Regions from separate parts of the Homo sapiens genome. Here region 1 is linked to region 2. A link is a contact called in ENCODE Hi-C or POLR2A ChIA-PET data. All regions are on one chromosome and are shown on one strand. Each heading gives the region's core, a stretch centred on a gene start or an enhancer-like site at or near the end of the contact. The rest is flanking DNA. Distances are from core to core; before and after follow the strand shown.

Evidence for each region. A loop is a pair of places that touch in the nucleus more often than their neighbours do. ChIA-PET counts read pairs that join two places held with the same protein, here RNA polymerase II (POLR2A). Pooled maps may share reads with other maps.
Region 1: a loop to region 2 is called in a pooled map, with 3 times the contacts of the local background. The contact joins the enhancer-like site here to the promoter of SPECC1L-ADORA2A in region 2. A Hi-C loop is called at or near these places in 3 of 50 pooled maps. POLR2A ChIA-PET finds 5 or more read pairs at or near these places in 4 of 52 experiments (AG04450, Panc1, activated CD4-positive, alpha-beta T cell and 1 more).

What each region holds. Positions count from the first base shown.
Region 1 is chr22:24,463,635-24,469,583 of GRCh38, forward strand. The region is part of intron 3 of ADORA2A-AS1 (ADORA2A antisense RNA 1); the gene reads right to left. Among named protein-coding and RNA genes, the nearest start is that of ADORA2A-AS1, 28 kb to the right of the region's middle. Within about 2 kb of position 3,522, at least 9 of the 41 ENCODE cell types and tissues checked have a DNase peak (open chromatin) inside an H3K27ac peak, as active enhancers do.
Region 2 is chr22:24,269,237-24,274,773 of GRCh38, forward strand. SPECC1L-ADORA2A (SPECC1L-ADORA2A readthrough (NMD candidate)) reads left to right here and starts at 1,581. Exons shown (of 20, transcript NR_103546.1): 1 at 1,581-1,747. It overlaps SPECC1L (sperm antigen with calponin homology and coiled-coil domains 1 like), which reads left to right and starts at 1,595. Exons shown (of 17, transcript NM_015330.6): 1 at 1,595-1,747. It also overlaps the pseudogene RPS10P29. RefSeq lists a silencer at 1,384-1,913 and an enhancer at 1,974-2,053.

The DNA of each region.
Region 1 (5,949 bases), core at 2,272-4,771, 200 kb after region 2:
TTCCAAGATTCTGAGGCTCGACAGAATGATGAACTGTTTAAAGAGCTTTTAGTCACAGGGAAGGATTTAGGCCCATGATTAAAGCTCAACTTCCCCCTTTCTTATGTCCTGGGTAATTTGAATAATGTTGCCTTAAAAATAGGGGACAAGTAGGCCGGGTGCAGTGGCTCACACCTGTAATCCCAGCACTTTGGGAGGCCGAGGCAGGTGGATCACCTGAGGTCAGGAGTTCAAGACCAGCCTGGACAACATGGCAAAACCCCGCCTCTACTAAAAATACAAAAAAATAGCTGGGCGTGGTGGCACATGCCTGTAGTCCCAGCTACTGAGGGGGCTAAGGCAGGAGAATCGCTTGAACCTGGGAGGCAGAGGTTACAGTGAGCCGAGATCACGCCATTGCACTCCAGCCTGGGCAACAGGGCAAGACTCTGTCTCAAAAAAAAAAAGAAAAGAAAAGAAATAGGGGACAACATTTATATCCTGATTAGAAGCTCCTAAAGTAAATACATAAGCTTCCTTGGGATTAGATTGTCAGAAATTTCAAAAAACAAATCTGGTAACTGCATTATTCAGTCAACAAATTTTCATGGTCACCTACTATATGCCAACCTCTATTGTAAATTATACAGATACAATAGGAATAAAATAGACTTAGTTCCTTTTTTTTTTTTTTTGAGATGGAGTCTTGCTCCGTCACCCAGGCTGGAGTAGAGTGGCGCGATCTTGGCTGACTGCAACCTCCGCCTCTTGGGTTCAAGCGATTCTCCTGCCTCAGTCTCCTGAGTAGCTGGAACTATAGGTGCGTGCCACCATGCCCGGCTTATTTTTTATGTTTTTAGTAGAGACGGGGTTTCACCATGTTAGCCAGGATGGTCTCGATCTCCTGACCTCGTGATCCACCCGCCTTGGCCTCCCAAAGTGCGGGGATTACAGGCATGAGCCATCATGCCCGGCCAAAAATTTTTTAGACAGTACACCTGCAGAGGGCACATACCATGAATGGAACTTGCAGGACTGGAGGTTGCTCTGGGTGTGTCAGTGAGTGAGTGGTGAATGAATGTGAAGGCCCACGGCATTACTGTGCACTACTGTAGACTTTATAAACACTGTATACTTGGGCTACACTAAATGTATTTTTAAATTTTTCTTTCTTCAATAAATTAAGCTTAGCTTATAGTAACTTTTTGACATTATAAACCTTCTAATTTTTAACCTTTTGACTCTTTTGTAATAACCCTTAGCTTAAAATACCAAAACATTGTACAGCTGTACAAAAATAGCTTATTTATATCCTTATTCTATAAGTTTATTTCCATTTTTAAAATTTTATTTTTGTTTTACTTTTTAAACAGTTTTGTTTGAAACTAAGACAGACACATACACATTAACCTAGGTCAGGGCTATCCAGAGACCCTCCCTACCCAGGGTCAGGATCATCAATATCACTGTCTCCCATCTCCACATCCTGTCCCACTGGAAGCTCCATGCAATAATATGCATGGAGCTATCCTCTATGATAATACTACTTTCTTCTCAAATATTTCCTGAAGGATGTACCTGAGGCTGTTTTACAGTTAACTTTTTTTTCCTATAAGTAGAAAGAGTACACTCTAAAATAACGATTAATAGTATAGTAAATATATAAACTAGTAACATCATCATTTATTATGAAGTATTATGCACTGTATGTAATCGTATGTGCTATATTTTTATATGACTGGCAGTGCAATAGGTGTGTTTACACCAACATCATCAAAAGCACGTAAGTAATGCACTGCAATAGGATGGTATAATGGCCATGACATCACCAGGCAATGGGAATTTTTCAGCTCCATTATAATCTTACGGGCCCACCATTAGATGTGTTATGTGGCACATCACTGTAAAACTCTTTGGCCTGGCATTGAAAACCCAGTTCAATCTGGGCCTCCTACCCTCCTATTTAGATGTCTTTTTCCAACCAAGGGTCATCCCCAGTCAAACCTTTCAAAACTCCAATTCACTAACTAGAATGCTTACTATGCCTTACTTAAATCCTATCCATCTGGCAAGGTATGGCAGGCAGCCTCTAAGATGGCTCCCATGATCTCTGCCTCGTGGTATTCACATCCTTGTATGTGGGCTGAACTTGGTGACTCACTGCTGATAACAAGAATACAACAAAAGTGATGGGATATCGCTTCTGAGATTAGGTTGCAAAAGGAATGTGGCTTCCATCTTGGTCACGCTTCCTCTCTTAAACCTCTCACCCTGGTGAAGCCGGCACCAAGTCTTGAAGCAGCCCTATAGAGAGGCTTATGTCTGGAGGGACTGAGGCCTACCAACGACCACTTCAGTGAGCTTGAAACTGGATTCTTCTCTACCCTCTGATGAGCCTTTAGGCTGAGAGCTTAACTAAAACCTCATGAAAGACTGAGCCAGAGGCACCTGGCTGAGCTACACCTGGATTCTTGACCCATAGAAACTGTTGGATAATAAATGTTTATTGTTTTAGGCCACTAAGTTTTAAGGTAATTTGTCATGGAAGAATAGACACTAGGCTACGCGTGGCAGCTCACACCTGTAATCCTACCACTTTGGGAGGCTGACGCAGGAGGATCCTTTGAGCCCAGGAATTCAAGACCAGCCTGGGCAACACAGTAAGACCCTGTCTCTATAAAAAAAAAAAAAAAATAGACAACTAAAACACAAAGTGGAGCAATATGTTACACAGCAATAGATAACTGATAGACAAGACCAGTTCAAGTTGCTCCCCTGAATTTTCCTTGACCTAGCTTAGCCCAGAGCAACCTCTGCCTAATGTGAACTTGATGTAGAGCTGTTCTTCTCATTGGTCATTTTGCACAAGGGCAACATTAGTTATCTTCTATCCTCTGTGTCTCTTGTCTTTTCCAAGTAACCTGAGGTCAGTAGCTGCTTAAATTTCTTGTATGTCTCTGGAGAAAGTGTTTGTGCAAGTAGAGAAAGCGGTAGGCTTTGAGAGGCTAGAACTGCGTCTGAAGGGTCTTTTCATTCATGTTTGGTGACTGACTGAAAAATGACTTGTTGGTGGGAAATTGAAGTGTATGTTAGAAGAGGGACCACAGCTTAGGAAGAGCTGATTTTTGATCTTCATCAAAATGAGGCTTCAGTGGCAAATACTAACAGCCAATCCTCCTTGTAAATTCTGTTGATTTCCTTCTTATTGTGTAAGGAGTTTAGCCTTCTGTTGGCAGTTGTGTTGTGACAAGCAGCAGAGAGGGGGTGGCTCTGGGACACTGGGGTCACTTCAGAGGAAGGGAAGTTGATTGTCTTCTCAGGGCCCCTTCTCTCACATTTATTCTTTCCAGGGCCTCTGCAGCAGGACTGTGCTGAAGCCCATTTCCTACACGTAGCACCATTTATTTAAAACACACACTACATATACACAACAGACCAAATGCAAAGGAAAAAAGGGGAAAAAGGCTGCTGAAGACCAGAGTCACTAAAAGTTCAGGCTAAGAATAGACAAGGAACTCTGAGAGCTGCTCAGCTATGTGACCTCCTGCAGGGGCTTGGCAAGAAGCCCAATTCAGCTTTGTTTTTTCTGTGCTTTTACAAAGAAAGAGCACTAGCTTGGGAGTCAGGAGACCTAGGTACCAGACTTTGCTTTGCCAGTGCCTCTTTCTGTGGCCTTGGGTAAGTTTTTCCCCTCTCTGGGCCTCAGTTTCCCATTTGCAAAATAAAAGTGTTTAAGACTAGGTTCCAAGATTTTCCAATTCTAATGCTGAGAGGATACAGAGGAAAACAGAAAGAATGCTGGCTGAGGAACCAGGAGACTTGCCTTCTTGTCCCAGCTCTGCCACTGACCTGACCTCTTTGGGCCTCTGCTTCCTCATCTATAAAATAAGGTACTATATTCATTCATCCAGTCCTTCAACGAATATTTCTTGAGCACCTACTATGTGCCAGGCTTGGTGCTGGAGATACGATGATGAGTCAAGCCAGACAGTCTATGTTCTCATGGAATTTCTAGTCTATTGGGGGTGGAAGGGAGGAGGAGAAGATGAACTGTAATCAAACAATCACATAAATGAAGGTGTAATTAATGCCAGGGTAAGAAAAACAGGGAAGGGTCACACTTGGTTCTCAGCAACTGAGGGATAGCCACAATGTCCACCAATTCCAATGTTCTGTGACCTAGTATGTAGCTCTGCGGGGAGGTGCAGAGAAGCCTTTGGAATAACTCATATCTAAAATCATAGGGTTTTTTTGTTTGTTTGTTCGTTTGTTTTCAGAACGGCACAGCTCAATTAATCCAAGCAACCAACAACCATCTATTGGGGACCTTCTAGCAGGAATCAGTCACCTACCTCTGGCCTCTCTGGTGCTTTACACTAGTGGGCAGAATGGACTCATAAATGGACACAGCTATAAAATGCCTCACATCATTCTCTGATGGCTAATTATATGTTTCAAATACTAATGTGTCTAAGAATTAGGTGAGAATTGGATGTGGTAGGACAATCAGAGAAATTTTCTCACAAGTAGAAATTGAGATAGGCTCTGAAGGCTTGCTGCATAGTTTCAGATAAACAGAAACAATAATATCAGGGCACAGTGGGCCCATTCCCTCCTACTAGACAGTACAGGTGCATGGGACATACGAGAGATATCTGGCCGGGTGTGGTGGCTCACACCTGTAATCCCAGCACTTTGGGAGGCCGAGGCAGGTGGATCATGAGGTCAGGAGATCAAGACCATCCTGGCTAACACGGTGAAACCCTGTCTCTACTAAAAATACAAAAAATTAGCCAGGCGTGGTGGCAGGCACCTATAGTCCCAGCTACTTGGGAGGCTGAGGCAGGAGAATGGTGTGAACCCAGGAGGCAGAGCTTGCAGTGAGCCGAGATAGCGCCACTGCACTCCAGCCTGGGCTACAGAGCGAGACTCCGTCTCAAAAAAAAAAAAGAGATGTCTCAAGTAAGAGACTCCTAAATTTCATTTTGGGGCAGGAGAGATTCAAACCCTACTTGTTTTGTCAAAGAGCAAAAGACCTCTTCTGTGACCTACTCTAAATCCCGTCCCTTGGATTAGGAGGCCTGCTACTGATGGGATTCCTAACTTGGGGTAGCCATCTCACCTCAATGAATCTGTTATCCTGTAAAATGAAGGGGTTAGATGATACCCAAAATCCCTTATAACACCCAGAAAGATGGCTAAAACTTCATTCTTTGTAAGAATTTTTATTACTTTATAATAAAACTGATGGTTGCTACTATGGAGTATGAGCTGTGCGATCTTAGGCAAATTACTAAGTTTTCAAAACCTGTTATACTTTCTTTTTAAAATTTATTTTAATTTTTAAATATTTTATTTTCTTTTATATTTTTGAAACAGGGTCTTGCTCTATTGCCCAGGCTGGAGTGCAATGGCACAATCACAGCTCACTGCAGCCTTAAACTCCTGGGCTCAAGCAATCCCCTCACCTCGGCCTCCCGAGTAGCTGGGACTACAGGCATGTGCCACCAAGCCTGGATAATATAAAAATTTTTTTTTGCAGCAATGAGGTCTTGTTATGTTGCCTAGGCTTGCTATGTTGCTAGGGTTAAAATGGCCAATTTTACGTTATATATATATTTAAACCATAATCTTTAAAAGTAATATACCAAAAGTAATTCACTCATATAAAGTGAATTATACACTTTAAATGAGTGAATTATATGGTTTGTGAATTACACCTCAGTAAGAGGATATTCTCCATCCCAACCTAAACTTCTGTCCCCTCCTCAGAGGCAACTATTTGTTTCTTAGCTTTCTTTCTAGAAAGATTCTAGGCATAAACAAGTACATCTTAAAATCTATCATACTTTTTCTTTTCATACAAATGAAAGGAAGTGATATACCATTTTATACTCTGCTTTTTTTTTACTTAATATCTCTTAGGTTGTTGTGTATCAGCACATGCAGATTTACTGCATTCTCTTTTTT
Region 2 (5,537 bases), core at 331-2,830:
ATGATCATTGCAACAGGTTCATTTGCGACATAATACAATTTTTTTCTTTTTTTTTTTTTAAGTCTTTTTGGCTGTAAGTTTATTCAATGCAAAATAATCCTCTCCAATTCTACTGAGGTGGCTGACGGTGTCCACGACCAAATTTGCCTCTAAACTGGAATTCGGTTGCTGACCCAGCCCCAGCCTCGGCTTTCTTGTCGGCACCAGGGGGCACAGCACTCCTTCTGTAGGTATCTCTGTCGGCTTCTCCTCTTGTGAGTCTTGCAGGTCGCTCACCCTCCAGACCTTTAGACCGAGGCCTGCCAGTCCCTGGACGGCTGCGGCGTAGGGTGGCAGGCACAATCTCCAGGGGCAGATGAAGGTAATCACGGAGATACTGGATATCCTCATTGGTAAGGTACCAGTAGACATGTCTCCAGGCAAACTGTTCCTTCACGTAGTAGCCTCGGGACTACATGACAGGAAGGTTGGGCACACACATTCTTTTTTTTTTGAGAGGAGTCTCACTCTGTCGCCCAGGCTGGAGTGCAGGGGCGCGATCTCGGCTCACTGCAACCTCCGCCCCCTGGGTTCAAGCAATTCTCCTGCCTTGGCCTCCCGACTAGCTGGGATTACAGGTGTCTGCCACCGCGCCTGGCTAATATTTTTGTATTTTTAGTAGACACGGGTTTCACCATCTTGGCCAGGCTGGTCTTGAACTCCTGACCTCGTGATCCGCCCGCCTCGGCCTCCCAAAGTGCTGGGATTACAGGCCTAAGCCACCGCGCCCGGCCGGGCACATTCTTGTCTGCCAACTCCAGGTGCTTAGGCATGTGGACATCCTTCTTGACCACCGTGACTTCCTCTTTAAAAAGGAGTTCATAAATGGCAATCCGGTTTTTCTTAGGCATCAGCATTCTGGGGAGGAGCAGCCGCTAAGGTGGCAGGGTGGCCCGGATGGGGGCCGATGGAACTCGAACTCCCCCAGAATTTCTTTAATATTTTATATATATATATATATATATATACATATATATATGTATATATATACACATATATATACATATATATATACGTATATATATATGTATATATATACATATATATATACGTATATATATATACGTATATATATATGTATATACATATATATATACATATATGTTGCTCGCTTATTCTTTTTGTCTGTTCCCTTATGTACCGGGAGTGCCAGGAGGACAGGGCTTTGTGTTTTCCTCACTGCTGTCTGGCTCATGCATAGCACAGTCCTTGGCACACGGTAAACACGCTGAGGAGAACTTTTGGGACTAGCGGACTCTGAGCATCATTCCGCTGGGCCCAGTGGGGCCTCTGAAGGGACCCGCCTTGCCCGGCTCCAGCCCAAGACCTGAGGCATGCGCACCGGCTGGCCGGCTACTTTCTTGACCGGCCAAGTGGCAGAGCGGCTGCGCGACCCAGTGCCGAGACGGACGCGAGCCGGAGATGGGGGAAGGGGAGGGGGTGGTGGTGGGGGACGGCGGCGCCTGCGCAGTGAAGGAATGTAGGCGGGGCCTCCACGACGCCTGCGCAGACGGCCGCAGCCCTGCTGGGCGCGAAGGGGCTGGCCAAGGGCGGGGCCCGCGAGGGAGGCCGGGCGGCCCGGCAAGCGGCGCTGCGGGGTAGGCTGCTTTCCTGAGGCCGGACTCAACGGGTCTCGGCTGAGCCACCGGGTGAGCTCACCGCCCAGCCCAAACCAGGAGATTGCGAGGGAGCGATGCGGTGCAGCGCGGTAAGAGCAGCAGCCGGGTTCCCGCAGTGTTCGCTGGCGGGTTGGTTTATCGCCTCAGCGCCGCCCGCGCTGCCGCGCCCGGGCGTCCCCGCAGACCCCGGCAGGCCCAGCGCCTGCGCCGTCTCTGCTCCTGGGCCCCTCCAGTGTGTCCCGCGCCTGCGCCTTTCCCTTCCCGCGCCGTCCTCGTTCTGGGCTTCGGGGCTTCTGGAACAACCCGCAGGCTTCGCCGCCGAGACCCACTGGCCTTCGTCCGTTGGTGTTGGGGTTCAGCTGGTTCTGGGACCCCGCTTGCGGCTTGACTGTGTGCAGACAGGCCGGGTGCGACCCTCGTGCTTGCCTTTCCGCCGCTCCGGGAGAGGCTGGGGCTGCCGCCCCATCGCCCGGGTCCCTTGCCTGGGGCGGGGACAGCGTTGTTCAGTGGCCCCGAGGGCGCAGAGCGGAGGAGCAGGGGCCACAGGCGGCGGACCCCGGGCCTGCTGCCGGTGCTGCTTCTGCTGTGGCCGGCGCCCGAGGCGGACGGAACGTCCTTTTTTCTTGAGACGTGGTTAATTGCATCAGGTTGGATGTGAATAATCCGGTACCTGTCTGAGGAAATTTTGCGTTTCCAGGAATTTGGTAATTGTATTACCTTAAGTAGTTAAGTCTAAGACATCATAGTCGCGGCACGTTGGGCAAGCTGCCCTGGAGATGACGAAAAGAAATCAGTTTCCAGTAGTTTTAGCCCATTTACAGAACACGCAAAAATTCTGTGATCATTCAAATGCGGGGAACCTTGATTTGTTGATATCCTTGATCATTTGTCCAAGTACCAGAAGGGCGAGGAAAAGATTCCCGTGAACAGCCCAGGTGATTTCAGGGAACAGTGTTTTCTTTTGTCAAAAGAGCCTCTTAAGCCATGATAATATTTCCCAAGCTTATAACAGATACAAGCCTTTAAAAAATGGCATTTGCTGTCACCCAGTAGGACACATCTTGAGATGAAATCAGAGCTGTAGGCTTTGTAGACAACAGCAGTCATTTCTGGTGGCTTCAGGGAGTGGAGGGGGACTGCAATTTTGCCAATGTAGGTGATACCAAAGGGACTATAGTAATTTTTTCTTCGTAATTAAAAACCAGGCCAGGCGCGGTGCCTCATGCCTGTAATCCCAGCACTTTGGGAGGCCGGGGCGGGCGGATCACCTGAAGTCAGGAGTTCAAGACCAGCCTGACCAACATGGTGAAATCCTGTCTCTACTAAAAATACAAAAAGCGCGCGCCTGTAATCCCAGCTACTCAGGAGGGTGAGGCAGGAGAATCGCTTGAACCCGGGAGGCGGAGGTTGCAGTGAGCCGAGTTCGCGCCACTGTACCCCAGCCTGGGCTACAGAGCGAGGCTCCGTCTCAAAAAAACAAAAACCAGATATAACAAGGCCGAGCTCCCTGGCTCACGCCTGTAATCACAGTAGTTTGGGAGGCCGAGGCGGGTGGATCACCTGAGGTTAGGAGTTCGATACCAGCCTGGCCAACATGGTGAAACCCCGTCTCTACAAAAAATATAAAAATTAGTCGGGCGTGGTGGCACACGCTTGTGATCCCAGCGGCTCGGGAGGCCGAGACAGGAGAATTGCTTAGGAGGCAGAGGGTGCAGTGAACCGAGGTCTCGCCACTGCACTCCAGCCTGGGCGACAGAGTGAGACTCTGTCTCAAAAAAAAAAAAAAACAGCTATTACAATATACATGTATGTTGTAAAATAACCAAACCAACATAGAAGGGTATATAGTGAAAGGAGAAGTATTGTTGTGGGTAAAATTGTTTCAATAAATGGCTAATCCAGTATTTTTTTCCTCCAAAAAAACACCTTTTCCCCTTTGATTTAGTGTATACCACACAGAGTCGCTTAGCCGATTCAGTGACTTTTTTGATAGCTGGAGAATGCTTCCTAATGGTTGCAGGTGTGTAGGGGTTTTCTTGACATTTTCAGTAAGAAAGTGAATGTTGTGCCATAGGAAAGCTTTATCACAGGTGCACGTTGGTAGCCAACTAAATAACGTGAGTGTCAAGTACAGTATCTAGTGAGTGGAGAATAACTGTAATAATTACAATTACAGTTGTAGTTAAAGTGAAGTTTGTATCAAAATTTCTGTTTCAAAGGTGAACTTTTAGGAGGTGTATCTGCGGTGTTTCTTCCTCAGATGTGATTTCTCTGAAGCAGTGGTTCTCTATAACTGACTTGACACACAGTGCATCTGATATTTCGAATGACTTAAGTGATAGTATCAAAATTACTATCATATACATATTTAAATCACATGACTAACCTGTGTGTGGTATTATGCAAACTGCTCAGCTCAGTAAGGGAACAGAAATAAGAAAAAAAGGACAATATTGGGAGTCTTTTATACAATTCAATTTATTCAATTGAAGGACTATCTTTTCTTTAAAAAAGTTCTGCTTTCTTGGTGTTAAAATAAAGCATCTTTTATGAAATGATGGTGATAGTAAATGGTGATATATGGTAAACGTAAATAGTAAATGCAAGGGTAGTTATTGTGATTTTTAAAAATAAAGAGAGCCGAGAATCTCTTGTTTTCCTGCTGCTGTTAGGGAGTTCAGGAAAAAGTTCCTGGGGCTTTTGCTGTTAAGAAGATTCAAATATAGAGTATTTCTTAAGAGTAAATATGAGTTTATTTTGAGATCATTGGTCACAGTCTACTGAGAAATCCACTGAGAAAGCTGTTAAATTTGCATGGCATTAAAGATGTTCCTATTCTGATCATTGTTAAATAGATCTTTTTTATTAGATATAATTGTTTTTGAGACAGTTTCGCTCTTGTTGCCCAGGCTGGAGTCTAATGGCATGATCTCCGCTCACCGCAACCTACGCCTCCCAGGTTCAAGCGATTCTCCTGCCTCAGCCTCCCAAGTAGGTGGGATTACAGGCATGTGCCACCACCCCTGGCTGATTTTGTATTTTTAGTAGAGACAGGGTTTTTCCATGTTGGTCAGGCTGGTCTGGAACTCCCGACCTCAGGTGATCCGCCTGCCTTGGCCTCCCAAAGTGCTGAGATTACAGGCACTAGCCACCTCACCCAGCCCCAGGAGATTTTTTTGTGTTGTGCCAACAAATAAGCCTAGGCAGGGAAATTCTTTCTGGTGGTTGGAATTGTTAGTACTGAATAGACTAGATGCGAGGTAAAGAACCCCCATGGGGTTTTCTGTCAGCTCAGAAATCATTGTGACCTCAGTCTTTTACTGTGAAATAACATGACCATTAGGAAAGTAGCCTTAAACAACGTATTTTGGGTATGTTGAGAGGGAGGGACAATTATGATCTGTTCCAAAGTGAACATAACAGATGATCCCTGTGTCTGTGAAGCCTTTAAAATTTATAGTGCTCTTCTATTAATTTCAAGTAAGATTTAGAGTTATTGTGACATACTCTTAAAAAACCTGCAGTGTATCAAAAGGCACGTTTTTAAAGCATCTTGAAATGAAATTAATAATGTAATATCTACTTCTTCAGAATAGTAGTTTTTACATTCTGAAGACTGACTGACTGCTCTCAGCCACTTCTGAGTTCTCTATTTTCAAAGAATAATTTGGTATTCCATAAAGGAAATCTGTAAATAAGAGAAGAGAGTGAATATCTTTTAACAGTGTTTTTCCTGATCTTTTCCAAACATCTTCATTGTGGTTCTGTCCTTTATTTTTTGGTTAAATCCAGAGGTTTACTTCTGCCTGTATCTTTCCAAACTATTAATCTGTTCACAATCACTTTCCCATTTAAACCCTTCAGCAGCCCCAGTACCTT